Regions from separate parts of the Homo sapiens genome. Here region 2 is linked to region 1. A link is a loop called in an ENCODE intact Hi-C map of the cell type or tissue named here. Cell type or tissue: PC-3. All regions are shown on one strand. Links, peaks and the distances in the headings refer to the core of each region. The heading gives the core; the rest is flanking DNA.

Evidence for each region. A loop is a pair of places that touch in the nucleus more often than their neighbours do. Peaks named below come from ENCODE experiments on the same cell type or tissue, not always from the same donor. Only the 100,000 strongest peaks of a DNase experiment are listed, where the experiment ranks them.
Region 2: a loop joins it to region 1, with 5 times the contacts of the local background. A loop is called at or near these places in 10 of 110 quality-filtered maps.

Annotation. Positions count from the first base shown.
Region 1 is chrX:47,303,917-47,319,662 of GRCh38, forward strand. No RefSeq gene overlaps it. Among named protein-coding and RNA genes, the nearest start is that of ZNF157, 59 kb to the right of the region's middle. RefSeq lists enhancers at 8,120-8,620, 8,174-8,468, 13,412-14,049 and a silencer at 8,686-8,745. In PC-3, for the core only: a CTCF peak has its summit at 8,665 (motif pointing left); a DNase peak (open chromatin) is centred at 8,665; H3K4me3 peaks cover 465 bases; H3K27ac peaks cover 540 bases.
Region 2 is chrX:47,229,897-47,241,596 of GRCh38, forward strand. USP11 (ubiquitin specific peptidase 11) reads left to right here and starts at 3,113. Exons shown (of 21, transcript NM_001371072.1): 1 at 3,113-3,323; 2 at 9,174-9,283; 3 at 9,455-9,585; 4 at 9,894-10,011; 5 at 10,409-10,554; 6 at 10,691-10,752; 7 at 10,878-10,980; 8 at 11,381-11,554; 9 at 11,645-11,700. The coding sequence starts at 3,148. CDK16 (cyclin dependent kinase 16) reads left to right here. Exons shown (of 16, transcript NM_006201.5): 16 at 1-101. RefSeq lists a cis regulatory region at 2,768-3,990 and enhancers at 2,993-3,042, 3,468-4,051. In PC-3, for the core only: no CTCF peak of the experiment used is centred there; a DNase peak (open chromatin) is centred at 3,645; H3K4me3 peaks cover 1,829 bases; H3K27ac peaks cover 2,029 bases.

The DNA.
Region 1 (15,746 bases), core at 4,196-12,195:
CCGACATTGCGCCACTGCACTGCAGCCTGGGTGACAGAACGAGATTGCATCTCAAAACAACAAACAAACAAAAAAAGTGCATGTTAAGTAATTAGTAATATGTTTAGGCTTGTATCTGCCATTTAATTTTATTTTTATTGTAAATTGGCAAATTATAATTGTATGTGTCTATGGGGTTCAAAGTGATGTTAGGATATATGTATACAATGTGGAATGATTAAATCAATCTAATTAATATATTCATCACTTCAAATACTTGTCATTTTTTGTGATGAGAAATTTGAAATTTACTGTTAGCAATTTTAAAATATATAATATGCTATCATTAATTATAGTAATCATACTATGCAAAAGCTGTCAAAAAACTTTATCCTGTCTAACTGAAACTTTGTATCCTTTGACCGACATCTCCCTATTCCCCTCACCCTCAGCCACTGGTAACTACGATTCTATTCTCTGCTTCTATGAATTTGATTGTTTTAGATTTCATACATAAATGAGAACATGTGGTATTTGTCTTTCTGTGTCTGGCTTATTTTACTTAGCATAATGTCCTGCAGGTTCATCCATGTTAGTGCAAATGACAGAATTTCCTTCCTTTTAAAGGCTGAATAGTGTTCCATTGTGTGTATTTACCACATTTTCTTTATCCATTCATGTGTTGATGACACAGGTTGATTCCTTATCTTGGCTATTATGAATAATGATATCATGAACATAAGAGTGCAGATATCATTTTAACGTATTGATTTCAAATCCTTTGGATGTATACCCAGAAGTGGGATTTTTAATTTTTAAGGAACCTCCATACAATTTTCCGTAACGGTTGTACAAGTTTACATTCTTCACAACAGTGTGTAAGGGTTCCCTGTTCTCCACATTCTCACCAACATTTGTTATCTTTCATCTTTTTTAAAATTGTATTTTATGGTCTGGGTGCGGTGGCTCACACCTGTAATCCCAGCACTTTGGGAGGCTGAGGTGGGGGGATCACGAGGTCAGGAGTTTGAGACCAGCATGACCAACATGGTGAAACCCTGTCTCTACTAAAAATACAAAAATTAGCCAGGCGTGGTGGTGCGCGCCTGTAATCCAGCTACTCGGGAGGCTGAGGCAGGAGAATTGCTTGAACCCAGGAGGCAGAGGTTGTGGTGAGCTGAGATCCCACCACTGCACTCCAGCTGGGGCAACAGAGCAAGACTCTGTCTCAAAAAAAAAAAAAAAAGAAAAAAAAAGAAGTTGTAGGGGTCTCACTGTGTTGCCCAGGCTGGCCTAGAACTCTTGGGCTCAAGCAATCCTCCCATCTCAGCTTCCCTAGTAGCTGATACTAAAGGCATCCACTGTTGTGCCCAACTTCGTCTTTTGGATAATAGCCATTCTGGCAGGTGTGAGGAGATATCTCATTGTGGTTTAAATTTGTATATTTTATTATTTTTTTCTGTTTGTTCCCTCTGATTCTCATTTCTTTGTTTCTCTCCCTTTGCCTTCCTTGGGGTGGGTACATGACCATTGTTTTTAGAATTCCATTTTGACTTATTTATATAATTTTTGGGCATATCACTGCTATGATTTGAATGTTTGTGTCCCTTCCAAAAATTCATGTCTAAACTTGATCCCCAATGCAGCAGTGTTGGGAGGTGGGGTCTTTTGGGATGTGTTTAGGTCAAGAGGACTCTGCCCTTATGAACAGATTAATACTGTTAGAAAAGGGCTTCATGGAGGGAATACCTCCCTTTTTGCCCTTTCCCCTTTTTTTGCCATGTGAGGACACAGTGTTCCCCCACTCCAGAGGATGCAGCATTCAAGGCACAATCTTAGAAGCAGAGAGCAGCCCTTCCCAGATGCCAAACCTGCTAGTGACTGGATCTTGGACTTCTCAGCCTCCAGAACTGTGAGAAATAAAGTTTTGTGTTTTATAAATTATCCAATCTCAGGTATTCTGTTACAGCAGCACAGAATGTACTACGACAATCACTTTGTATGGTCTTCTTAGTGATTGCTCTAGGTATTACAACTTGCACGTGTAACTTATCACAGTCCACCGATGTCAGTGTTTTACCACTGTAATTGACGTGGAGGAATTTACTTCCCTTTAGATCCCTTTACCTATCCTATTTTCAAAATGTAATTGTCCTAAGTGTTCTCTCTATATACATTGAAAACCGTATCAAATGTTGTTACAATGTTTTGCTTCAACCATCAAATATGGTTTTAAAACCTCATGAGAGAAAAAAAAGCTCATGAGGAGAGTATTTACTCCTGTTTTAACCCATTCTGTTGTTCTCTTTTCCTTTCTGAAGTTCCAAGCCTTCATCTGTTATTTCACTTCTGTTTGAAGAACTTCCTGTCACCTTTCTTTAATAGCAGATGTCCTAGAAACAAATTTGCTATGGACTGAATTTTGTCTCCCCCAAAATTCATGTGTTGAAGACTTCACCCCCTATGTGACAGTATTTGGATGTGGGACTTTGGGGAAGTAATTGGGTTTAGATGAGGTCATCACGGGCCCTTGTAATGGGATGAGTACCCTTATAAGAGACACCAGAAAGCTTGTTTCCCCTACCCTTCTCTCTCCTCCCACCATGGAAGGACACAGCCAGGAGGCAGCCCTCTGCAAGCTGCTAAGAGAGCCCTTTCTGGGAACCAGATCAGCCAGCATCTTGACTGAGGGCTTCCCAGCCTCCCGAACTGTGAGAAATGAATTCATGTTGTTCAAGCCACCCAGTCTATGGTATTTCGTCATGGTAGCCTGAACTGATTAACACAGGCTTGTTTTAGTTTTCCTTCGCCTGAGAATGTCTTTATTTCCCTCTCATTCCTGAAAGAGACTTTCCCCAATGTAGGACTCTCAGTTGACAGTTCTTTCAGTACTTGAAGAATATCATGCCACTTCCTTTCAGTTTCCCTAGTTTCAGATGAGAACGCCACTGTCATTCTAATCAGTGTCCCCTATGCCTCATGTGTCATTTCTCTCTAGCTGCTTTCAAGGGTTTTCCTTTGTTTTTAGCGTTTAGAGGTTAAATGATGACATATGGGCGTGGGTTTTGTTTGGTTTACCCTACTGGGGTTTGCTCAGCTTCTTCAATCCGTAGGTTTATGTCTTTTGCCCAATTTGGGAAGCTTGGGCCGGGTGCAGTGGCTCATGCCTGTAACCCCAGCCCTTTGGGAGGCCGAGGTGAGTGGATCACCTGAGGTCAAGAGTTTGAGACCAGCCTGGTCAACATGGTGAAACCACGTCTCTACTGAAAAAAAAAAAAAAATTAGCTGGGCGTGGTGGCACACGCCTGTAGTCCCAGCTACTCAGGAGGCTGAGGCAGGAGAATTGTTTGAGCCCACGAGGCAGAGGTTGCAGTGAGCTGAGATAGCACCACTGCACTCTAACCTGGGCAACAAAGGGAGACTCTGTCTCGAGAAAAAAAAATTAAAAAAATATATATATATATATGAAACTTTCAGCCATTATTTCTTCCAATATTTTTTCATCACTACTCTGTTTCTTGTCTACTTGTAGAAGTCCAGTCTAGTGATATAAATCTTAGATCTTTGTTATTGCTCTGTAGGTCTCTGAGACTGTCCATCTTTTTTTAGTGTATTTTGCCCCTGTTGATGAGATTGGACAATTTCTACTGTTCTGTCTGCCAAGTCACTTCTCTGTCACGTTCATCCTGCCATTGAACCCTTTGCATTAGTTTTAACTTTTTTTTTTTTTTGCCCAGGCTGGAGTGCGATGGCGCGATCTCGGCTTACCACAACCTCTGCCTCCCAGGTTCAAGTGATTCTCCTGCCTCAGCCTCCTGGGTAGCTGGGATTGCAGGCATGCGCCACCATGCCTGGCTAATTTTGTATTTTTCGTAGAGACAGGGTTTCTTCATTTTGGTCAGGCTGGTCTCGAACTCCCGACCTCAGGTGATCCACCCACCTCGCCCTCCCAAAATGTTGGGATTACAGGCGTGAACCACAGCGCCTACTTTTTTTTTTTTTTTTTTTTTAAGAATCTCCCTCTGTCGCCCAGGCTGGAGTGCAATGGCGCGATCTTGGCTCACTGCAACCCCTGCCTCCTGGGTTTGAGCAATTCTTCTGACTCAGCCTCCTGAGTAGCTGGGATTACAGATGTGTGCAACCACACCCGGCTAATTTTTGTATTTTTAGTAGAGAAGGGGTTTCACCACCTTGGTCAGGCTGGTCTCGAACTCCTGACCATGTGATCTGCCCGCCTAGGCCTCCCAAAGTGCTGGGATTACAAGCGTGAGCCACCGCACCTGATCAGTTTTAACTTTCATTTATAATTTTTATTTCTATCATTTCTATTTGGTTCTTTTTCTATATCATCTATATGGTGAGATTTTCCTTCTTGTTTTTTTTTTCATTTATTTATTTATTTATTTTTTAACAGGGTCTCACTCTATTGACCAGGCTGGAGTGCAGTGGTGCAGTCACAGCTCACTGCAGCTTCAACCTACTGGGCTCAATTGATTCTCCTAGCTTAGCCTCTCAAGTAGCTGGGACCACAGGTGCACACCATCATACCTGGCTACTTTTTGTATTTTTTGTAGAGGTGGGGCTTCACCATGTTGCCCAGGCTGGTCTCAAATTCCTGGGCTCAAATGATTCAACTGCCTTGGCCTCTCAAAGTGCTGGGATTACAGGCGTGAGCCACCACGCCTGGCACAAGGATTTCTATTTCTTCTTTTGTTTCCAGTTTATTTGTAATTCCTTATTGAATCATTTTTATGATGACTACTCTAAAATCCTTGTCAGATAATTCCAGCATCTGATTCATCTTGTTATTGGCTTCTGTTTCTCTGTTTTGTTTTTTGGCTTTTTTTTTGAGACTGAGTCTTGCTCTATCACCCAAGCTAGAGTACAGTGGCATGATCTTGGCTCACTGCAACCTCTGCCTCCCAGGTTCAAGCGATTCTCCTGTCTTAGCCTCCTGAGTAGTTGAGATTACAGGTGCCTGCCACCACACCCGGCTCATTTTTGTATTTTTAGTAGAGACGGGGGTTTCACCATGTTGGTCAGGCTGGTCTCGGACTCCTGACCTCAAGTGATCCACCCGCCTCGGTCTCCCAAAGTGCTGGGATTACAGGTGTGAGCCACTGCACCTGGCCTGTTTGTTTGTTTGTTTTGTTTTTGTTTTTGTTTTTTTGAGACAGAGTCTTACTCTGTTGCCTAGGCTGGAGTGCAGTGGCACAATCATGGCTCACTGCAGCCTCAACTTAACCTGGGCTCAGGTGATCCTCCCAGCTCAGCCTCCTGAGTAGATGGGACTACAGGCATGTGCCACCACGCCTGGCTAATTTTTCTGTTTGTTTATTTTTTTTTTTTTGTAGAGATGAGGTTTCACCATGTTGTCCAGGCTGGTCTTGAACTTCGGGGCTCAAGTGATCCGCCTGCCTTGGCCTCCCAAAATGCTGGGATTATAGCTGTGAGCCACCCTGCCCAGCCACTATTGGCTTCTATTGATGGTCTCCTTTCATTTACATTGTGATTTCTCTGGGTTTTGTTATGACATCTGATTTTTTATTGTATCCTGGACATTTCGTCTATATGCTAGGACATTCAGGGTCCTATTTAAATCTCTATTTTAGTAGGCAGTCATTCTGTTTAGGTTTAGCATTCAGGTTCCAATGACAATTAAAAAAAATTCGTAGAGACAAGATCTTGCTCTGTTGCCCAGGCTGGAGTGCAGTGGTATGATCATAGCTTGTTGCAGCCTTGACTTCCTGTGTTCAAGGGACCCTCCTTCTTCAGCCTCTTGAGTAGCTGGGACTATAGGCACGTGCCACCATGCCTGGTTAATATTTTAATTTTTAGTAGAGACGAGGTCTTGCTATGCTGCCTGAGCTGGTCTGAAACTCCTGGGCTCAAGTGATCCTCCCACCTCACTCTCCCAAAGTGCTGGGATTACAGGTGTGAGCCACCACACCCAGCCTCCGATGACAATTTTGTTTACAGAGACCTTACAGTGTCCTTCTGGTCTGTTTCATTTGCCTGGTTCCATTAGGGCGTTATCTCAGTCTTTATTGGTGCCAGGGGCAGATGTTGCTTCCCTGGTTCCATCTGGTGCTGCTGGGTAGGGGATGGAAGATGTGGAGTTGGGAGGTGGGAGGACTTTTTTCAGCTTCGGGTGTTGGTAGGCCTTCTGCTCCATTTGCCTTGGTGCTGGACTTAGGAGTAGAAGGTCTTCTCCCCTTCCCCTGGGTCTGCATGATGCAAAGTTTTTTGTTTTCGTTTTTGTTTTTGTTTTGAGACGGGTTCTCACTCTGTTACCCAAGCTGAGTGGAGTGGCACAATCACAGCTCACTGCAGCCTCAACCTCCTGGGGTCAAGCAATCCTCCTGCCTCAGCCTCCGAGTAGCTGGGACTACAGGCACGCACTACTATGCCTGGCTAAATTTTTATTTTTTGTAGAGATGGGGTCTCACAATTTTGCCCAGGCTGCAAAGTTTTAAACAGAGTTTTTTTGTGTGTGTGTGGTTGCACTGCTGCAAATGGCTCAGGGCACCTCATCAGACTTTCACTTAGTTGATCTGTCTGTGAATCAGATCCTGTTAGCCTCAGGAATCTCCATGTATCAAGGCAAGTGCCATATGCAAAATCCCAGGGGGCAGCATGGCATAGTGGCAACTTCTTTTTGCCATAGCTTCCAGTCTGCATAATTGTCAGTCCCTGGCATTCAAAAGGCCCATTAGGCCTGATCGGCCCAAGTGTGATGGCACTCTGTATAGCCCGTTGGATTTTTTTATTCAGAGCACTGCCATCTCTATTAGGTTTTTGTTTAATACAGTGATCTTCTCCACACCCCTCCTCCATCTTGTGTTATTTTACTGATACCTCATGGCTGGGTGGAGGAAGCCAGGTGGACTCCTGCTTGTGTTCTATCCCACAGCTGCTGTTTTAATTGTAGCATTCCTCCATTGAGAACATCTCATATAATCAGGAGAAGGCAGGGCATAGTGGCTCATGCCTGTAATGCCAACACTTTGGGAAGCTGGGGTGGGAGAATTGCTTGAATCCAAGAGTTTGACACCAGCCTGGGCAACATAGTGAGACTATGTTTGTACAGCAAATACAAAAATTAACTGGGCATGATGGTGCACACCTGTAGTCCCAGCTACTCAGGAGGCTGGGCAGGAGGATCGCTTGAGCCTGGGAAGTCGAGGCTGCAGTGAGCCATGATTGTGCACTGCACTCTCCTGGGCAACAGAGTGAGACCCTGTCTCAAAAAAAAACAAGAAAACCAGGAGCAGTATTACACATCTATTATTACAGTACTTTTATTATTTATTTATTTTTTTTGGAGACTGAGTCTTCCTCTATTGCCCAGGCTAGAATGCAGTGGAGCAATCTTGGCTCATGGCTACCTCCGCCTCCCGGGTTCAAGTGATTCTCCTGCCTCAGCCTCCCAAGTAGCTGGGATTACAGGTGTGCACCACCATGCCTGGCTAAATTTTTTTGTATTTTTAGTAGAGACGGGGTTTCACCATGTTGGCCAGGCTGGTCTTGAACTCCTGACCTCAGGTGATCTGCCTGCCTCAGCCTCCCAAAGTGCTGGGATTACAGGCTTGAGCCACTACGCCCAGACTATTACGGTACTTTTAGCAGCATCAGTTCAAACCACTTGAGTGTGTGTCCATCAAGTAAAACATAACACAGTTTGAACAAGTATCCTTCACAGTGGCGAATCCGTGTGGGTCTGCGGCAACCTCAATCCTTGCCTCATAAGAAGAAAGAATTCAACTGAGGGGCATAAAGCAGAAGGAGAGACTGAGGCAAGTTTTAGAGCAGGAGCAAAAGTTTATTAAAAAGCTCTAGAGCAGGAACAAAAGGAAGTAAAGTGCACTTGGAAGAGGGCAAAGTGGGTGACTAAAGAGTCAAGTGCATGGTTTGACCTTTGACTTGGGGTTTTATACTTCAGCATGCTTCCAGGGTCTTGCGTCCCTTCTCCCATGATTCTTCCCTTGGGGTGGGCTGTCCCCATGCACAGTGGCCTGCCAGCACCTAGAAGGGGCCACATGCACACTGTGTTTACTGGAGTTGTACGCAAGCTCACTTGAGGCATTCTTCCCTTACCAGCCGAAAGGTCAGATACCAGTTAAACTCCGCCTCTTAGTGCGCATGATTGAGCCCATTCGCCCAACTCCTGGAATCTTATCAGAAAGCTGCTGTTCACCAGCTTCAGGTGTTTTCTATTTATTGGGAGACCACCTTTCCCTGGTGCCAACCTCAACCAATTACCATTTTAGAAAAACAGTTTAACAACCGCCTGACTGTCACCTGATGGTCGCCTGACATTCCTGGGGGTGGGGGTGGGGGCGCTCCTGCCCTGCTCGTGTCTGCCTGACTACCTACTGTAACAGTATCAACCATGGTGAGGCACCCCTGAGAACCTGAGAGGGTGTCACAGGTTCGATGTGGTCAATCTATTAGGAGCAGGTGGGGGCCAATGCCTAGTGTAATGGGGACTCTGTAACCAAAAGACTAATGGACTAATGGTCTGGCATCCGAATCAGAAATGTAGAGTTCTCTACTTTGTAACAAACAGCATCTTTTCCCCATTTTGGCTTCCAGAGAGCTGAGTATTTTGAATCCACCCCTGCAGATTCGCTATAAGAAACTTTACTTGGCAAGCAGGACTCTGGATTTTGTTGGGGTTGACCAGCTACCCCTGCTGGTGGAGGCGCGACAACACCTTGGTTCGGGCTGTGAGACTAAGGCTTTTTTTTTTTTTTGAGATGGAGTCTCACTCTGTCACCAAGGTTGGAGTGCAGTGGCGTGATCTCAGCTCACTGCACCCTCCACCTCTCGGGTTCGAGTGATTCTCCTGTCTCAGCCTCCCGAGTAGCTGTGATTACAGGCACCCATCATCATGCCTGGCTAATTTTTTGGTACATTTAGTAGAAACGGGGTTTCGTCATGTTGACCAGGTTGTTCTTGAACTCCTGACCTCAAGTGATCCACCCGCCTCATCCTCCCAAAGTGCTAGGATTACAGGTGTGAGCCGCTACACCCAGCCGAGACTAATGCTTTTGAATTGCCACCCAACGGAACATCAGCTATGTAGTGAAAGCTCCAGACATCAGAGGGTAGAGGCACTTGCACTGAGAACTCACCCACTGGTGACAAATGGTAGTAGAGTTTTCCCTATGAGTGCTTTTTACATGTAGCAGTGCCCTAAAAAGAGAAAGAAAGCATGTGTGATCAGACCTGGGCGGTGGGGGGGGGGGGCAGGGTTGGGGGGTGTCTCCCCATTGCCCTTAACTTGGCTTGCAGAGCTCCTCTGTCTTCTCTCCAAAAAGACATTGTGACCTTACTTGGCTTCACGTTGGATGCCAATTTGTCAAGCGGCCAAGCAGTTGTTAAGCAGCAGCACAGTAAAGTTGGCTTGTCACATTTCTTTAGATTCAGCTGGTAAGGAGACAACAAACTCATTTTTATTTTTATTTATTTTTTTTCAGACACAGTCTCACTCTGTCACCCAGGCATGAGTTCAGTAGCACAATCACGGCTCACTGCAGCCTCGACCTCCCAGGCTCAAGTGACCCTCCCACCTCAGCCTCCCGAGTAGCTGGGACTACAGGTATGTGCCACCACGCCTGACAATTCTATTTTTATTTTTTGTAGAGATGGGGTCTTGCTATGCTTCTTCAGCTGGTCTTGAATTTCTGGACTTAAACATTCCTCCTGCCTCAGCCTCCCAAAGTGTTAAGGATTACAAGTGTGAGCCACCTTGCCCAGCCGCATAAGGATTTATTATGTTCACACAGTAAAAGCAAGGTCATTGTGTCATCCCAGAGGATGACACTCAACTAGATGACACAAAACATGCATGGTGGCTCACTTTGTTGTGGATGACCCTCCTCTAAACTACAGCCAAGCCGTCTTAAAAATTACAATGAAGTCAGCTGGGTGCGGTGGCTCACGCCTGTAATCCCAGCACTTTGGGGGGCTGAGGTGGGTGGATTACTTGAGGCCAGGAGTTCAAGACCAGCCTGGCCAACATGGTGAAACCCCGTCTCTACTAAAAATGCAAAAAATTAGCCGGGTGTGGTGGCTCATGCCTGTAGTCCCAGCTGCTTGGGAGGCTGAGACACTAGAATTGCTTGAACCCGGGAGGCAGAGGTTGCAGTGAACTGAGATTGTGCCGCTGCACTCCAGCCTGGGTGACAGAGCAAGACTCTGTTTCAAAAAAAAAAAAAATGGAATTGAGAATTACAGTGAAATCTTCCACTGTACCCTAAGGGGCAGGCCTGCTGAGGCAGAAAGTCCCCTGTGTCATCAGAACCAGAGAGACAGGCTGGGTGCAGTGGCTCACACCTGTAATCCCAACACTTTGGGAGGCTGAGGCAGGTAGATCGCTTGAGCCCAGGAGTTTTTTTTTTTTTTTTTCTGAGACGGAATCTTTCTCTGTCACCCAGGCTGGAGTGCAGTGGTGTGATCTTGGCTCACTGCAACCTCCACCTCCCAGTTTCAAGCAGTCCTCCTGCCTCAACCCCCCGAGTAGCTGGGATTACAGGCACCCACCACCACACCTGGCTAATTTTTGTGTTTTTAGTAGAGACAAGGTTTCACCATGTTGGCCAGGCTGGTCTCAAACTTCTGACCTCTGGTGATCCACCCACCTCGGCCTCCCAAAGTGCTGGGATTACAGGCGTGAGCCACTGCACCCAGCTGAGCCCAGGAATTTGAGATCGGTTTGGGTAACATGGTGAAACCCTGTGTCTACAAAAAAATACAAAAATTAACTAGGCGTAGTGGCATGCACCGATAGTCCCAGCTACTCAGGAGGCCAAGGTGGGAGGATTGCTTTAGCCCAGGAAGTCAAGGCTGCAGTGAGCCGTGATCATGCACTCCAGCCTAGGTGACAGAACAAGACCCTGTCTCAAAAAAAAGAACCAGGGAGGCAGATGAGAAACAGCTTTGTGATAGCTCTTCACAGGACTGCTGTGTTCCAGGCGAAGATGCCAGGGCATGCCACCAGGATTCAGGTGACTGCTCCCAAGCTTTGACTCTGTAGCCTATGCGGAGAAATGCCAGGCTGCCAGGGCACCTGGCTAGAGCCCTCCACATACAATTTATACAATGAGACAGGCCTTATAGCTTAGAATCTTATCAGTATTTATTTATTTATTTATTTACTTATTTATTTATTTTGAGACAGAGTCTCGCCCTGTTGCCCAGGCTGGAGTGCAGTGGCACGATCTCAACTCACTGCAGCCTCCACCTCCCGGGTTCAAACGATTCTTCTGCCTCAGCCTCCCGAGTAGCTGGGATTACAGACGCGCACCACCATGCCCAGCTAAATTTTGTATTTTTAGTAGAGACAGGCTTTCGCCATATTGGTCAGGCTGGTTTTGAACTCCTGACCTCAGGTGATCCTCCCGCCTCGGCCTCCCAAAGTGCTGGGATTATAGGCGTGAGCCACTGCACCCGACCATAGTGACTTTTTGCAAACCCTCAAGGGCTGTAAACAAAACAACTTTCCATTGCCAGAGAATTATATTTAAATCAACGTTACTATCCAAATGTCTAAATGTCTTTTAACACATGGTTACTTGTTTATTTCTTCTCTAATCTTCTATGCAGGATAAATTCAGATTCTTGTCCTCAGGAGTCTGGATTAAAAATATACTTTGTATTGCTGGCAATATTGTCATAAAACTAAATTTTCTTATACGGATACATTAAAAAGCACAGGGAGTGCTGGGCTTGGTGGCTCATGCCTGTAATCCCAGCAATTTGGGAGGCCAAGGCGGGCAGATCTCTTGAGGCCAGGAGTTCGAGACCAGCCTGGCCAACATGGTGAAACCTCGTCTCTACTAAAAATACAAAAAAAATTAATGGGGAGTGGTGGCATGGACCTGTAATCCCAGATACTCAGGAGGTTGAGGCGGGAGAATCGCTTGAACCTGGGAGGCAGAGGTTGCAGTGATCTCAGCTCACGCCACTGCACTGTACTCTAGCCTGGGAGACCCCGTTTCAAAAAAAAAAAAAAAAAAGAACAGACAAAATGAATCTACGGTGCAACAAGTGAGGGTAGGAGCAAATGCTTGGGAAGGACACAAAGGGAGGTTCCGGGGGTGCTGGTGATGTTCTGTTCCTTGACCTAAGCATTGTCACTGTGGGGAATGTGTATTCACTTTGGAATAATTCGGTCAGTTGGACCCATGGGTTGTGTATATATTTTTTTCCTGGCAGGTGAGTGGTTACACACTCCACTCCTTAGTGGATTTTGGCTTCCATGGCTACTGTCCTGCTGCTTTGTACATTTTTCTGATAAAAGCTTCAGTGAAAGGTTTTACAAATCAACAGAAAGAATAAACGATGAAGAGGAAAATGGCCTGGGAAAAAATGATTTCATACAGATAAGCTTCCCAGACGCTCTTGTTTCCTGACTCCCGTCCAAGCGCGGTGGCCAGCCATCTAGGCAGCCTTCCTTAGGCTTTCTCTCGGCTTCTGCCTTTGTCTGCAGCCCTCCTTTCTTTTCACTCCAGGGGCTGTTTATTGATCTCCTTGCTGCCATGCCTTCTGTTCCCATGGTAACGCAGGGGCTGCCCCATGCTGTTATGCACTTTTCTCTCCTAGGCTCAAAACAAGCATTGCAGAAACGGTTCTTTGGAACGTGAGTCCCCCTAGATACTCTATGGAAAGAGAAACCGGTTCATGGTCAAAACAGTTTTCAGGGGGCAGATATGGTGGCTCATGCCTGTAATCCCAACACTTTGGGAAGTCGAGGTGGGAGGATCGCTTGAGGCTAGCAGTTCAAGACCAGCCTGCGCAACAAAGTGAGACACCCCGCCCCCACTACACACACAATCTCTAAAAATAAGTAATGAATGCCCTTACTCTTGGAATTTCCCAGTAGATATTAGCATCTTAAAGGCTCTGCACCTGTTTAACCAAAATTTTCCCTAACTTTTTTGACCCTGGAGAGCCCTCCCACCGCTTTCCCTTTAACATTTGCTGGTGCCCTGGGGGACTATCTTTTGTGGCAACCATTTTGGGAAATGCTGCCCTTAGCCCTTTTATATAACTATTTGATGGACAGCTCTATCTGGATGTCACAAAGATACATCAAACTCATCTTGTTCAAAACAGATTTGATACTGTCCCTGTAATCTTCAGTTCCTACATCTTATCAGTCCTCCAACCCTAGGATTTACTTTCTTCAAATGTCTCTCAACCCCCTGACACATCTCATGCTTACTGCTTTTTTTTTTTTTTCAATGGGGTCTCCCCCTATTGCCCAGACTGGAGTGCAATGGCACCATCTTGGCTTACCACAACCTCCACCTCCCGGGTTCAAGCAACTCTCTTGCCTCAGCTTCCCAAGTAGCTGGGATTACAGGCGCCTGCCACCACGCCCAGCTAATTTTTGTATTTTTAGTAGAGATGGGATTTCACCATGCTGGCCAGGCTGGTCTCGAACCCCCAACCTCAGGTGATCTGCTGCCTTGGCCTCCCAAAGTGCTGGGATTACAGGCATGAGCCACCGTGCCCAGCTGCTCACTGCTTTTTAAAAAAATTAATTTATTGATTTTTATTTTTGTAGAGACAGGGGTCTCACTATGTTGCCTAGGCTGGTCTTGAACTCCTGGCTTCAAGCAATCCTCCTGCTTCAGCCCCCCAAAGTGCTGGGATTACAACCGGGCACTACCATGCCCAGCTAATTTTTGTATTTTTAGTAGAGACAGCATTTCACCACGTTGCCCAGGCTGGTCTTGAACTCCTGGGCTCAAGTTATCCACCCCCCACTCAGCCTGCCAGAGTGCTGGGATTACAGGTGTGAGCCACCACGCCCAACCTATACTCCAATTTAACAAGCTCTGACTTTGCAAAAGAACACCAAGATCTTGGTTCCAGTTGTCAAGAAAAGGTTTCCCTGGGGTCAGGGTGTATGGGCCAGGAGGTGCGCATGCAGCGGGCCTCATAGTACAGGGAACCTGGCTAAGAGTGTTCCCTATTTTTACTTCAGGCCTTGATTACATTTTGCACCTGGACTTCTGCAGTAGTATCCTAAATATCTATCTGATCCCCACTTCTCTCCCCCTTCTTAAATGTACACTTCACACTGCAACGCGACTGCTGGAAATACACCGTGATTATGTTATTCCCACTAGTTAAAACTTCCCATTGGGCCAGGCACCATGGCTCACACCTGTAATCCCAACACAGGGAGGCTGAGACGGGCGGCTCACTTGTGCTTAGGAGTTGGACACCAGCCTAGCCAACATGGCAAAACCCCATCTCTACAAAAAACACAAAAATTAGCCAGGTGTGGTGGTGCGTGCCTGTAATCCCAGCTACTCAGGAGGCTGAGGGAGGAGAATCACTTGAACCCAGGAGGAGGAGGGGGATATAGTAAGCCGAGATTGTGCCACTGCATTCCAGCCTGGGCGACACAGCAAGACTCTGTCTCAAAAAAAAAAAAAAAAAAAAAGAAGAAGAAAGAAAGAAAAGAAAAGAAACAAGGTCGGATGTCGGATGTGGTGGCTCACGCCTGTAATCCCAGCACTTTGGGAGGCCGACGTGGGTGGATCACGAAATCAGGAGTTTGAGACCAGCCTGGCCAACATGTTGAAACCCTGTCTCTACTAAAAATAAAAAAAATTAGCCGGGTGTGGTGGCAGGCGCCTGTAATCCCAACTACTCCGGAGGCTGAGGCAGGAGAATTGCTTGAACCTGGGAGGCAGAGGTTGTAGTGAGCCAAGATCATGCCACTGCACTCCAGCCTGGGCAACAGAGCGAGACTCTGTCTCAAAATAATAATAATAATAATAATAATTTTAAAAAGAAAAGAAAAGAAACAAACCTCCCATTGGCTTCAATGAAAAGCTTGAATTCCATCAGCTCTGAAGCCTCTCATGCCCACCTTCTCTTCCCCTGCCCTGTGTACAGATCACAGAAGGTAGCAAATCTAATCCCACCCTCCACTCACTCTGCCTAGAATTTCTTTATCATCTTTATAGATTAGTAGAGTCAGACCTGGGTTCAAATCCCTGCTTTACATCTTGCTAGCTATGTGACCTCATGCAGAGTATTTCAGCACTACAGGCCTAATTTTCCTCAACTGTAAATTGGGAATCATCATGGACCCAGTGCTTAGCAAAAACAAGCAAACAGGCCAGGTGCGGTGGCTCACGCCTGTAATCCCAGCACTTTGGGAGGCCGAGGTGGGTGGATCACATTAGGTCAGGAGTTTGAGACCAGCTTGGCCAACATGGTGAAACCCTGTCTCTACTAAAAATACAAAATTTAGCTGGGCATGGTGGTGCGCATCTGTAATCCCAGCTACTCGGGAGACTGAGGCAGGAGAATCGCTTGAACCCGGGCGGTGGAGGTTGCAGTGAGCTGAGATCATGCCATTGGACTCCAGCCTGGGCGACAAGAGCAAGACTCCGTCTTAAAAAAATAAAGAAATAGGCCGGGTGCAGTGGCTCACGCCTGTAATCCCAGTACTTTGGGAGGCCAAGGCGGGCGGATCACGAGGTCAGGAGATCGAGACCATCCTGGCCAATACGGTGAAACCCCGTCTCTACTAAAAATACAAAAAATTAGCTGGGCGTGGTGGCAGGTGCCTGTAGTCCCAGCTACTCAGGAGGCTGAGGCAGGAGAATGGCATGAATCCGGGAGGCAGAGCTTGCAGTGAGCTGAGATCACGCCACTGCACTCCAGCCTGGGCGATGGAGCAAGACTCAAAAAATAAAATAAAATAAAATAAAAATAAAATAAAGAAATAAATA
Region 2 (11,700 bases), core at 3,545-11,544, 75 kb before region 1:
TGGGAGGGCAGGGGTGGGAGCCCTCCTAGTGGGTTTGGGGGGTTGGGTTCCTGAATGCACCATAATCGCTGTATGAAATATTAAAAAGTCTAAAGTGAAAAGCCTGCTTGCAAATCCCTGTAGGGGTGGAGGGTGGCCGAGCTGGGGTGATTATTGGGACCTTGGAGAATTCATACCTCATCACCACTGTCTAGGAAAACACTGGGAGTGGGCCAGGGACACGTCACGACTATGAAAAAGGCATCTAAGGTATTGCATATGTAACAGTAGAACATGGAGTTGAAGCAGGTAGGGCAGGCTGAATGGTGTTGATGGGTTGAGAAGCAGAAAGGGGAGTTAGATTTGCCCAGGAATATGAGGAAGCCTGATAAGAGGGTGGAGGCAGGGAAGTGGAGAGACGATGTTTGAAAGACACTGGACGGCCCAATAGAACCATGGATGGGAAGATGAGGCAAAGGCCCAGTATGGCCATCTGACTAGGAAACCATGAAGAGGAGGGAATGTTCAGGACGGTAGGGGGTAGATTTTGGACCACTGAGTAGGTAGAGAAATCCTTTAATACATGGATCAAATTAAGCAGTGGGGCCATAGATGGACCTGGAAATTTCAATTATTAGTGTCCAGGAAGTAACAGAAACCATGGGCATGGGTGAGAGAGTTTGCAAGAGGCCAGGGATCAATGACACAACCTGGGGTTTGCCCTCAGATATGAGGATAATTGAAACTTATTTTCTTTGTCCTGTGAGTTCCAGCCCCAGTCCCACCATCTTGGGCAAAGCCAAGGATTGTTTTCTAAGCAGAAGAGGGGGTGAGCAGGGCCAGGCAAATACTGCAAGTAATGGCAACCCTAATTAAGTGGCTGTTTACTAAAGCCCAGTGGTGGGGGCCCATGAACTTCTAATCACTCTACTGTGTGTGTTTGTTTTTTGAGACAGAGTCTCTGTCGCCCAGGCTGGAATGTGGCGGCACAATCTTGGCTCACTGCAACCTTTGCCTCCTGGGTTCAAGCGATTTTCCTGCCTCAGCCTCCTGAGTAGCTGGGATTACAGGCGTGCACAACCACGCCCACCTAATTTTTTATTTTTAGTAAAGATGGGGTTTCACCATATTGACCAGGTTAGTCTCGAACTCCTGACCTCAAGTGATCCACCCACCTCGGCTTCCCAAAGTGCTGTGATTACAGGTGTGAGCCACCAAGCCCAGCCTCTACCGTGTCTTTCTAAGCACTTTAGTGATGTTTCAGCTTGCAGCCTCATGGTGCCATGATGACTGCCATGTCCCCAGAGATGGAAAAGCAAGCAGGGAAGACAGAACACCTTCCTTACCTGTCTGTGTTCTTTTAACGGCTGGAACTTCCACAAGCTCCTCAGCAGACTTCCTGTGCCATTTCTTGGCTAGAATCAGATGACATGGCCACTTCTGGCAGCAAGGGAGGATGGGAAAAGGAGGGCCTTGCAAAGGGGGACAGGATTGCCAGGCTGGATTTAAAAGGTCTAGAACTCACCCAACTGCTCTGGGAAGTGGTAGGGTCACTGGTGTGGGCAGAGGTTGGCCTCTGGAAGGTGGAAAAAAAAAAACGGTCTAGGGCTGGGAAAGGAGGTCTCTTGGATTTACCTGGCTGCCCAGATAAATGGGGAGGGGGAGTCTGCAGAGGGGCAATGGGGAGAATCAATTCAGAGAATCTGACAAGATTCAACTGGGCTTGAAGAGCAGCTATCTGCCATGTGTCTGACTCAACTCAAATGCCACTTTCTTTGGGGACCCTTAAGTGAAAGGCCTGCTCCCTTTCCTCACCCAGAGCTTACACAACTGAGTTTGTGACCCCTCATCTATGCCAGGTCTGGGCTGGGGGCTGGAATCACAGTAATAAAGACACAATCCCTGCCCCGCAGAGATTAACTGAAAATAGGTAAATTATGAAATTGTGAGGGGGAAGGGAGGTTCGAAATTAAAGTCATCATCAACGGGGCTGGCAGCCCCAGCAGAGGAAAGAATAGCATAGCCTAGAGCAGTGGTTCTCAACCAGAGACATTTTTCCCCCAAAGGACATTTGGTAATGTCTGGAGATACTTGGTTGTCCTGAGGGGTACTACTTGGTATCTAGTAGGTAGAGGCCAGGGATGCTGCTACATATCCTGCAATGCCCACAACAAAGAAATGACAGTGCTGAGGTTGAGAGACCCTGGCCTAGTCCAAGGGTTCTCAAACTTTGGGTCTCGGGATTCCTTTATGTTCTTAAAAGTTTAAGATATTCAAAAGAGTTTTTGCTTATGTCATATAGCCTCTGGATTCAGAAGCCTCTGGATAATCACACTGTACACCCCTGAGAGAATGAGAGTGAAAAAGTATTGTGAAAATAGTTTTCATTTTGTGAAACCCCAAGAGGATTTTTGGACCGGTAGACAGGCTGGGACCACTGGGACCACACGGTTGGAGAATGTTTGGCCTGGTGTTTAAGGTCACAGCTCTGAAACCAGATTTCTCAAGTCTAAACTGCAGCTCCACCACTAATTAGCTGAGGGACGTTTCTGGTACTCAGCGTCCCCATTGTTACCCATGGGTGACAAGGACAGTACCTGCTGCCTGAGGCTACTATTTTAGTCCAATAAAGCACTTAAACTGGGCGGACAGCTAGTTTAGTTATGATTGCTATGACTCCAACAAACATAGGGCCTGGGGCTAACTTGTCTTCAACACCTTGTCTAGTGAATAAATCTAGTTCAGGAAGAGAAACAACAGCCCGCAGGCCTCGGTGGGTCTCTGGAGGTGGAAACCTCTTTTGCATTGGGTTTTGATGGTACAATGAAGGGCATTCTGATCAGGCTAACAAAAACACTGCTCCCAGGGTAGGAGTCCTAGCCCACCTCGGGAACCTCAGCCTCCACTTTCCATGCCACCTGTGCCCTAAGTCTACAGGGCGTTAGGACCCCACAAGGCACTTTTGTCTTTCTTGGTTCCCACTGAAGATTTTACCCCACCTAGCCCTTCGACGCGTCTGTGCACGGGGCCATTTCCAATATGGCAGTAGCCCCGCGACTGTTTGGGGGGCTCTGCTTCCGTTTCCGGGACCAGAATCCGGAAGTGGCTGTTGAGGGGCGTCTTCCAATCTCGCACAGCTGCGTTGGCTGTAGAAGAGAACGGACGGCGATGGCGACGGTCGCAGCAAATCCAGCTGCTGCTGCGGCGGCTGTGGCGGCGGCAGCGGCGGTGACTGAGGATAGAGAGCCACAGCACGAGGAGCTGCCAGGCCTGGACAGCCAGTGGCGCCAGATAGAAAACGGCGAGAGTGGGCGAGAACGTCCACTGCGGGCCGGCGAAAGCTGGTGAGGCTGGGCTGCGGTGGAGCCTCGGCAGAGGGAACGGTGGGGGCATTGACAACCGCTGGGGATTCGGCGGCCGAGGGCCGCGGGAAAGCTGCTGCGGGGTGCGGGGGCGGGGGAGTGGCCGGCGGGACAGCGGGCTAAAGGGGCGGGGAAGTGCCTTTGAATGAATCGCAACGTCTGGAAAAGGGGCGGGGCCTGTGTGGTGCAGTCTGACGCCTGAGAACAAAATGGGGTTTGTTGTGATGAGACCAGTTTCGGTCCTGGAGGTGGGGCCGGGCCTGCGTAGTGAAACTGCGTAGGAACCTGGGAAGAAGGTGGGTTCTGCTACATAAGGCGGGGGCGCGGCCTGCGCTGCGTAATGCAACTTTTGGGGGCGAGGAGCGGTTTCCGATTGCTCCGGGGCGGCTGGGAACGAGGCGAGCTTTGTGACGTCAGCAGAAGAGCGGGATGGAGCCGAACGGTCCGAGGGAGGGAGCGGGGACCTCCGTGGGGGAGGGGGGAGGAGCCTGGAGCCTGGGAACGAGGTTAGGTTGGTGACGTGAGCTGAGGGGCGTGCTCTGAGGCCGAGGGACGACAGTGGAGGGGAGGTGGTGCCTATGAGGCAGAAAATGGCGCCTGCGAATAAGCAAAGTTTATGACGCGCCGTGGTTTTTGATTCTGGCGGAAGCCTTCCCGAGTCGAGAGAACGTGCAGGTGATTAGCACCGGAGGGGCCTTCCATGTTTAATTGGTTTTCTGTGTTGGTACTGTTTTGTTTTTAGAATCAAGAAAAAGTCGTTTTTTTAAAAAATAGAATTTTGATAAATCGGCTTGTTTTACTGATTTCTTGCTAAACAGTCCTTCTTGAAATTTACTGCTTCTGAGTTCATTTTATTTCTCGCCGAGTTGCATCTCGTTTTTTAATTGTGAAATACGTAAGACTTAAAAAGATTATATAAAACATTTACGCAGCCCAGATTGACGGACATCCTGTTAAAATAAACGGCCTACACTCTTCAAAAATGTCAGGATCATGAAAGACAAAGGCTGAAGAACTGTTCCAAATTGAAGGAATTAATGCAATTTAACGAGTCATGATAACTAAATGCAACATGTGATCCTCGATTGGATCCTGGAACAGAAAAAAAAATTATTTTAAAAATCAATTTTTTATCATAAGATTATTTTTGTCTCTTTTACTGTAAAAGGCAATGGAAACGTCGGTGAAATTTTATTAAAGTGGGTAGATACTAGTACTACTAATAATTGTGATCATTGTGGCTGTGAAAAATAATATCCTTGTTTATAGGAAATACTGAAAAATTTAGGGATAAGAACGCATCGTGTAAGCAGTTTATTCTCAAATGCCTGAAAAATTAGCATATATAAATTTATATATGGCGAGGGGAAATAAAATTGGGGAGATGTTGGTCAAAGGATACAACATTTCAGTTAGACAAGAAAAATAAGTTCAGATCTATTGTACAACTATAGTTAATAAATTCATTGTATACTTGAAAATTACTGAGAGAAGATTTTACATGTTCTACCACCCCCCAAAAAATAAGTATGTGACGTAATGGATGTGTTAATTGCCTTGACTTAGTCATTCCACAATGTATACATAAGTCAAAACTTCATGCTGTACACTCTAAATATATGCAATTTTTGTCCATTTTAAAATAAATAAAAATACCAAAAAATGCATGTAAAGAAACAACGATTGAGCAAATGAGTAAAATATTAGATTTGGAGAATCTGGATGAAGGACATATGGGGATTCTCTGTATTATTTTTGCCATTTTTCTCAATCTATTTCAAAGTTTAAAAATTAAATAATAAATAAAAACGTGTGAATTCACCATCCATGTTAAGATTCAGAACACTGTCTTAAGAAATCCTTCTGTGCCCCTCCCAGATGGAAATTCCCCTCCTTGCTCCATGGGAAACTGTTATCCTGAATTTTGAGTTAACAGTCTCTTCCTTTTCTTTAATGTTTTACCACAGCTGTATGCATCCCTAAGCGGTATGTATTGTCTAAGCTTTCACTTTATACATATATGGAATACATATATATAAAATTCTACTGGATGCATACTGTGAGCCCTTATCTTCGCATCGGGTAATACATGGTATCCACATGGCATCATTGGTGATGTTAACCTTGATCACTTGGTTATGGTAGTGTTGGCCAGCTTTCTCAACTGTAAAGGTACCATTTTCCTCTTTACATATGCAGTAATTATTTTTAAAACATGTATCATGTCCAGCCATTCCTCAAAATACTCTTAACAGCTTCCCATCTCTTGCAGCGTAGATGCTAAAATCCTTACAATGAATTGCAAGCCTTTATGAAGCTGGTCTCCTGCTTGCATTCTGATGTCTTCCCATATCTCTCCTCTGATTACGCACTCCCTCCCTGTCTCCATCCAGGCCGGCCATATTGGACTCTTGCTGTTCCTCAAACACATCTAACCTTAGGGCTTTTTCGAGTGAGGTTTACTCACTACAGAGTTCTTTAATAACCACACCAGTGAAATGTGTATCTCTGTTACTGGGGAGATGAGTTGAGATTTTCCAAATCGGGAATACAAACCCAAGCCGTGTTTTTCTGCCATTACGTCACACTTTTCCAGCAAGAAAAAGCCTCATTTCATCCTGAGAATAAACAAAATAACCACAGTGTTTTGTAACTCATTTGAAGATGTTCAAAAGGGCCTTGAGGCTTTGATCCTTGCCTCTTCCTACCTTTGTAGCCTTGTGATTGTGTCACTGGTAGGACATGACATCCTGTCATCCTTGATAATACGCTTTAAAATTACCCCACCAGTACTGGGTTTTCTTTTGGGATGATGAAATATTTTGGAACTAGGGAGAGGTTGTGGTTGTACAACATTGTGAATGTTCTAAATGCCGCTGAATTGTTCACTTTAAGATGGTTAATGTTATGTTATGTGAATTTCACCTCATTAAAAAAATTACCACACCAGTGTTGGTTCAGTGTTGAAGCCGGTTTGTCTCTGCTGTCATGGGTATTATCATGAAGCATTTTTGCTAAACTCCACTTTGTTAATGCTTCTCTAGTAAGAGCAAAGCATCTCAAGGTTCTTTATTGCTGTCCATTTTCCATTTTACAGGGGTTTGCTTAAGTGGCCAGGATATATGTGTTTATAAAGCATTTTGAAGTCATGGACTAACCCCAAATCATATATCTTGTATCAGTATTAATATTTGCACCTTCTGTCTTTTGTCAGCTGGCAGATTTGGGTGAGGGTAGTTAATTAATTTGGTCATCACAACTGATTTAATTTCTGGGAGAAGCTTGTATTTTAAGGCAAATTCAAATCTGTAATAATATAGCCTCCTTGGAAATTTTCACTTTTTCCTTTTGTGGGATGAACCATCTTCAAACACAAATCAGACACAAGAGAAAACTAGAAGACAGAAAATAAAGAATTGTTTAGCAACTTTTTTCCATAAGCACATATTTCATATCATTTCAACAAATTTGAGGAAGCACGAATAAACCTAAGTGACTTTAGCAAGATCAGTTGTACCTGTATATACTGGCAGCAAGAAACTAGAAAATTAAAATTTATGATACCATTTATGATAGCATCCAAAAAATTGAATACCCAGCTGTAAATATAATAATTTGGGTGTTATTGATACAGACCATGACACCTTTGTTGTGACTGCCACCTGGCCTGACAGAGATTGTGAGACATCCTGATTTCAGAGATGTTAACAATGATTTTTTTAAAGTGTCTTTGACTTGAAGCAATATGGTAATAATTTTCTGTGAAAAATTATGTAAAATGTCAGTCCTCTATGAAATCTATAGAAGTTCAGCCTGTGACCAGGTCTGGAAGTTTTGCTTACCACTCTACAGCGTGATTTTAATGTTATTTTTTGTTCAAAATCTGCTCTTAAAAAGAAGTTGAGCAGTGCCTACCTTTGCATTGGAAGGTACTGTTAACTATAGCTTTACTGAACAAATTAACTTCATAGACTGGCTATGGAGGCAAGTAAAGCCACAAAGGGTGGATGGTGGTGTGTGGGGTGCAGGGTTGGGTCTGAGCATTGAGCCACCGGCACAGAAGGGTTTGTTTCCCTGGTGTGAGTGATATGGGGCAGGGTCTGTGGGGGTCAGTGCAGCAAAAAAACAAAACCAACAAAAAACCCACAGAAATGTTTGCCTATCTAGGTGACTTGTGACTATTCCAAGATTTGTCTGTCCCTCCATCCTCCCACCTCTCTGATCCTTTCATGAACAAGGGAAAGTTGACATTTTAAAGAATCACATTGATGAGGTTAAATTGGGAGAATCGCTTGAACCCGGCAGGCAAAGGTCGCAGTGAGCTGAGATTGTGCCACTGCACTCCAGCCTGGGCGACAGAGCAAGACTCTGTCTCAAAAAATGATAATAATAATAATGAGGTTAAATTGCTTGAAAACCAGCCAATATAATGTTATGTGCATTTCATCAAATTTGGTTATTTTTTAAAAAGCATTTATTTGAGGCTGCTCAGTATTTGGGATAGCCTTTTATGTGTCAGAAATGCCACAGCAGAACAGGTGTGTGTGTATGTGTGTGTGTGTGTGTGTGTGTGTGTGTGTGTGTGTGTGTTTAGGCAGGAGGAGGTTTATGTCTGTGAGCTTTTATGTCCAAGTCCTGAAGTCCAAGCTGTCAGAACAATGACAGCTAAAATTCATTTAGCACTTATTATATGTCAAGTATTTTCCAAACTTCAGGATTTCTCACAAAGGTAGATTTCAATATAGTTCTAAATGGTTATCCTTGTAGTACATATAAGTTTCACCTTTAAAAGAGAGCTAGTTGAACTGTATACTGAAAAATGCTTGATGGTAAGTTTTATGTTACATGTTTTTATCACAGTTTTTAAGAGAACCATAAGCTCAGGAATTTACTATAAAGCCAAAGTAAATTCTAAATTAAAAAATGATGAACAATAGCAATATGCAGTTCTTTTTTTTTTTTTTTTTTTTGAGATGGAGTCACTCTGTCGCACAGGCTGGAGTGCAGTGATGCAGTCTCGGCTCACTGCAACCTCTGCCTCCAGGGTTCAAGTGATTCTCATGCCTCTGCCTCCCAAGTAGCTGGGATTACAGGCACGTGCCAGCACACCTGGCTAATTTGTTGTATTTTTTAGTAGAGACGGTTTCACCATGTCAGCCAGGCTGGTCTTGAACTCCTGACCTCAGGTGATCCACCCGTCTTGACCTCCCAAAGTGCTGGGATTACTGGCGTGAGCCACTGTGCCCGGTCTTTTTTTTTTTTTTTTTTTTTTTTCAGTATGCAGTTTTTGAAGGAAAACCTTATGATTCTTTTTAGCATTTTAAATTCTTTGCTCCTTTTAAAAGCAGATTTTTCACCATTTATCAAATCTAGTTCTTAGCTGAAGAATTATGCTTCCATTGATAGATCCTTTAGAAACAAACACATAATGAATGGCTAAAGCCTTATAAAATTAGCTGCAGATGGCACATATCTTGAGCCTAACTTAACTGGGTTATCCCACAGACTAATTCAAATGAATCATCTTTTATTCTATAATAAAACCTCATGTTTCCTAGCACTATAAGTATGGATTTTTTGTTGGTTTGTTTGCCATTGTTAACCACATTTTCTGTTTTTAATCAGATTTCTTTTTTAATACTAAGAAGTTATCTAACATACAAATCTGAGTTTCACTGAATAAATTTTGCTTCGAATTTATTTTTATATGATGCTGAAACTTTTCATCTTAAATTATAATGTGTCAATACTTTCAGTCTGTTGGGCATGGGAAGTTGTATAGCTAACCCTCAGCTACCCATGTAACACCCTTGTTACCTGTCTGGGCCCCAGGTTCCTTGTGGAGAAGCACTGGTATAAGCAGTGGGAGGCATACGTGCAGGGAGGGGACCAGGACTCCAGCACCTTCCCTGGCTGCATCAACAATGCCACACTCTTTCAAGGTACAAGGCCTTTGCCTCCTTCTCACCCTAGCCCTGGAGTTCTTGTCCCTTCCGTCCCTACAGATGATCATAAGCCCATTCTGTGTGCTAGGTCACTGGTGGGGTGGCCAGAGTCATTCGTCAGTTTCCTTTGTTGATTCTTCCTCTGCCACCTCCACCCCCGCCCCACAGATGAGATAAACTGGCGCCTCAAGGAGGGACTGGTGGAAGGCGAGGATTATGTGCTGCTCCCAGCAGCTGCTTGGCATTACCTGGTCAGCTGGTATGGTCTAGAGCATGGCCAGCCACCCATTGAACGCAAGGTATAATGGATGGGGAGGGTGCATGGCGGGGAGTGCGTAGTAAGAAAGCCTTGTAGGCCCAGCATGGGTACAGATCCATGTATGCTGGGTAGGTACACATATGTCTGCTCTCTTCCCCCTCCTAGCTCATCATACAGGTATCTTTGTCTGCTGTGTGTGTTCCCCTGTGTGGCTCTCTTTACAGACCATTGTATATGTGTGTTTGTATGCTATGTTTGTAAGGCAGAGTGTGTGCTCCTCTCATTTGAGAGGTCACAGCGCTGTGTCTGTGTGAGTACACCTGTGTCTGCACCCCTCTACTCTTACAGGTCATAGAGCTGCCCAACATCCAGAAGGTCGAAGTGTACCCAGTAGAACTGCTGCTTGTCCGGCACAATGATTTGGGCAAATCTCACACTGTTCAGTTCAGCCATACCGATTCTATTGGTGAGTCTAAGGGTCACGCAATGGGTTGGTGTTCCTAGCTACTAGTCCCAACTCAGTGACTTGAGGTTGCATAGGGTTAAGCTGAAGCTGACTGAGAAGGCACTGGTCAGACTTTGGAAGACCCAGAAGGCATTGGCTAAGTTGGGTGGAGGCACTGAGGGGATCTACTAGAGCCCTGAGGGTATGTGAGCTACATTCTAGTGGCTTACGTGGTGTGGCAGAGGATATTTGCTGGAGATCTCCAGTCTGGAGTGTGGGCCAGTCATTTGGAGACTGATTGAGGACACAGGTATTGGCCAAGCATGTGAGGTCCGTAGGGATGAGTCAGGTATGCCCAGATGGATTGATCATTTTGGGTCTCACAAAGATCTTGAATGTACTCCATCACCCCGCACAGGCCTAGTATTGCGCACAGCTCGGGAGCGGTTTCTGGTGGAGCCCCAGGAAGACACTCGGCTTTGGGCCAAGAACTCAGAAGGCTCTTTGGATAGGTTGTATGACACACACATCACGGTTCTCGATGCGGCCCTTGAGACTGGGCAGGTAAGGGTGGGGAGGGCTTTTCTGTTCAGGTGGACTGGCAGATAGACTCACCTGGCAGTACTCGGGGGAAATGAAGGCTAGGTACCCATAATGTCCTCCATTAATACCTTTCCTTCTTTCTCTTTCTCCAACCCAGTTGATCATCATGGAGACCCGCAAGAAAGATGGCACTTGGCCCAGCGCACAGCTGCATGTCATGTGAGCCCTTGGGGTATCTGGTCCAGAGCGGGGGCGTCCCACAGTAGGCAAAATGATTTAGCCCATGAGCACATTGCACCCCCATGCAGCAGGCCCTCAGCTGACAGTTTCTCATCTAACCCCAGGAACAACAACATGTCGGAAGAGGATGAGGACTTCAAGGGTCAGCCAGGCATCTGTGGCCTCACCAATCTGGGCAACACGTGCTTCATGAACTCGGCCCTGCAGGTTGGGCCATTATAGTTGTGTCTGGCACAGCCACGTGGTTGGGCTTCAAGAGCTGAGGATTGGGGACAGAGCTGGGGTCCTGAGGGGACTACAGGGCAAGGGGTCAGGATGAAAGCTGAGGCCCCACAAGTCTGAAGTGGCACGCCCACGTTCATTCCTGAACTATCAGCCTCTTCTCTCAGCTTGCCCTCATTTTCCCTCTTCTCTTCCCTGTTCCCACGTTCTTCCTTCTCGTGAAATCCTAATGCCTTCTCTCCCCTACTCTCCTGCTCCTCTCTCTCCTCCCTTCCCCTTCTCTCTTGTTTTCCTCTCTCTTTCCTCCTGGCTTCTTTTTGTGTATCCTCACTTTGAACCTTCTGTCTCCCCTCTGCCTCATTCACCTGGTCTCTGGCCTCTGCAGTGCCTCAGCAATGTGCCACAGCTCACCGAGTACTTCCTCAACAACTGCTACCTGGAGGAGCTCAACTTCCGCAACCCACTGGGCATGAAGGGTGAGATCGCAGAGGCCTATGCAGACCTGGTGAAGCAGGCGTGGTCTGGCCACCACCGCTCCATTGTGCCACATGTGTTCAAGGTGTGACTCAACCCTGGGCACCCCCGACCCCCTACGTCTCTTGGCTCTCCTAACTCCCTCTCTCTCTGATGACCCTGCCCATCTTCTTAGAACAAGGTTGGCCATTTTGCATCCCAATTTCTGGGCTACCAGCAGCATGACTCTCA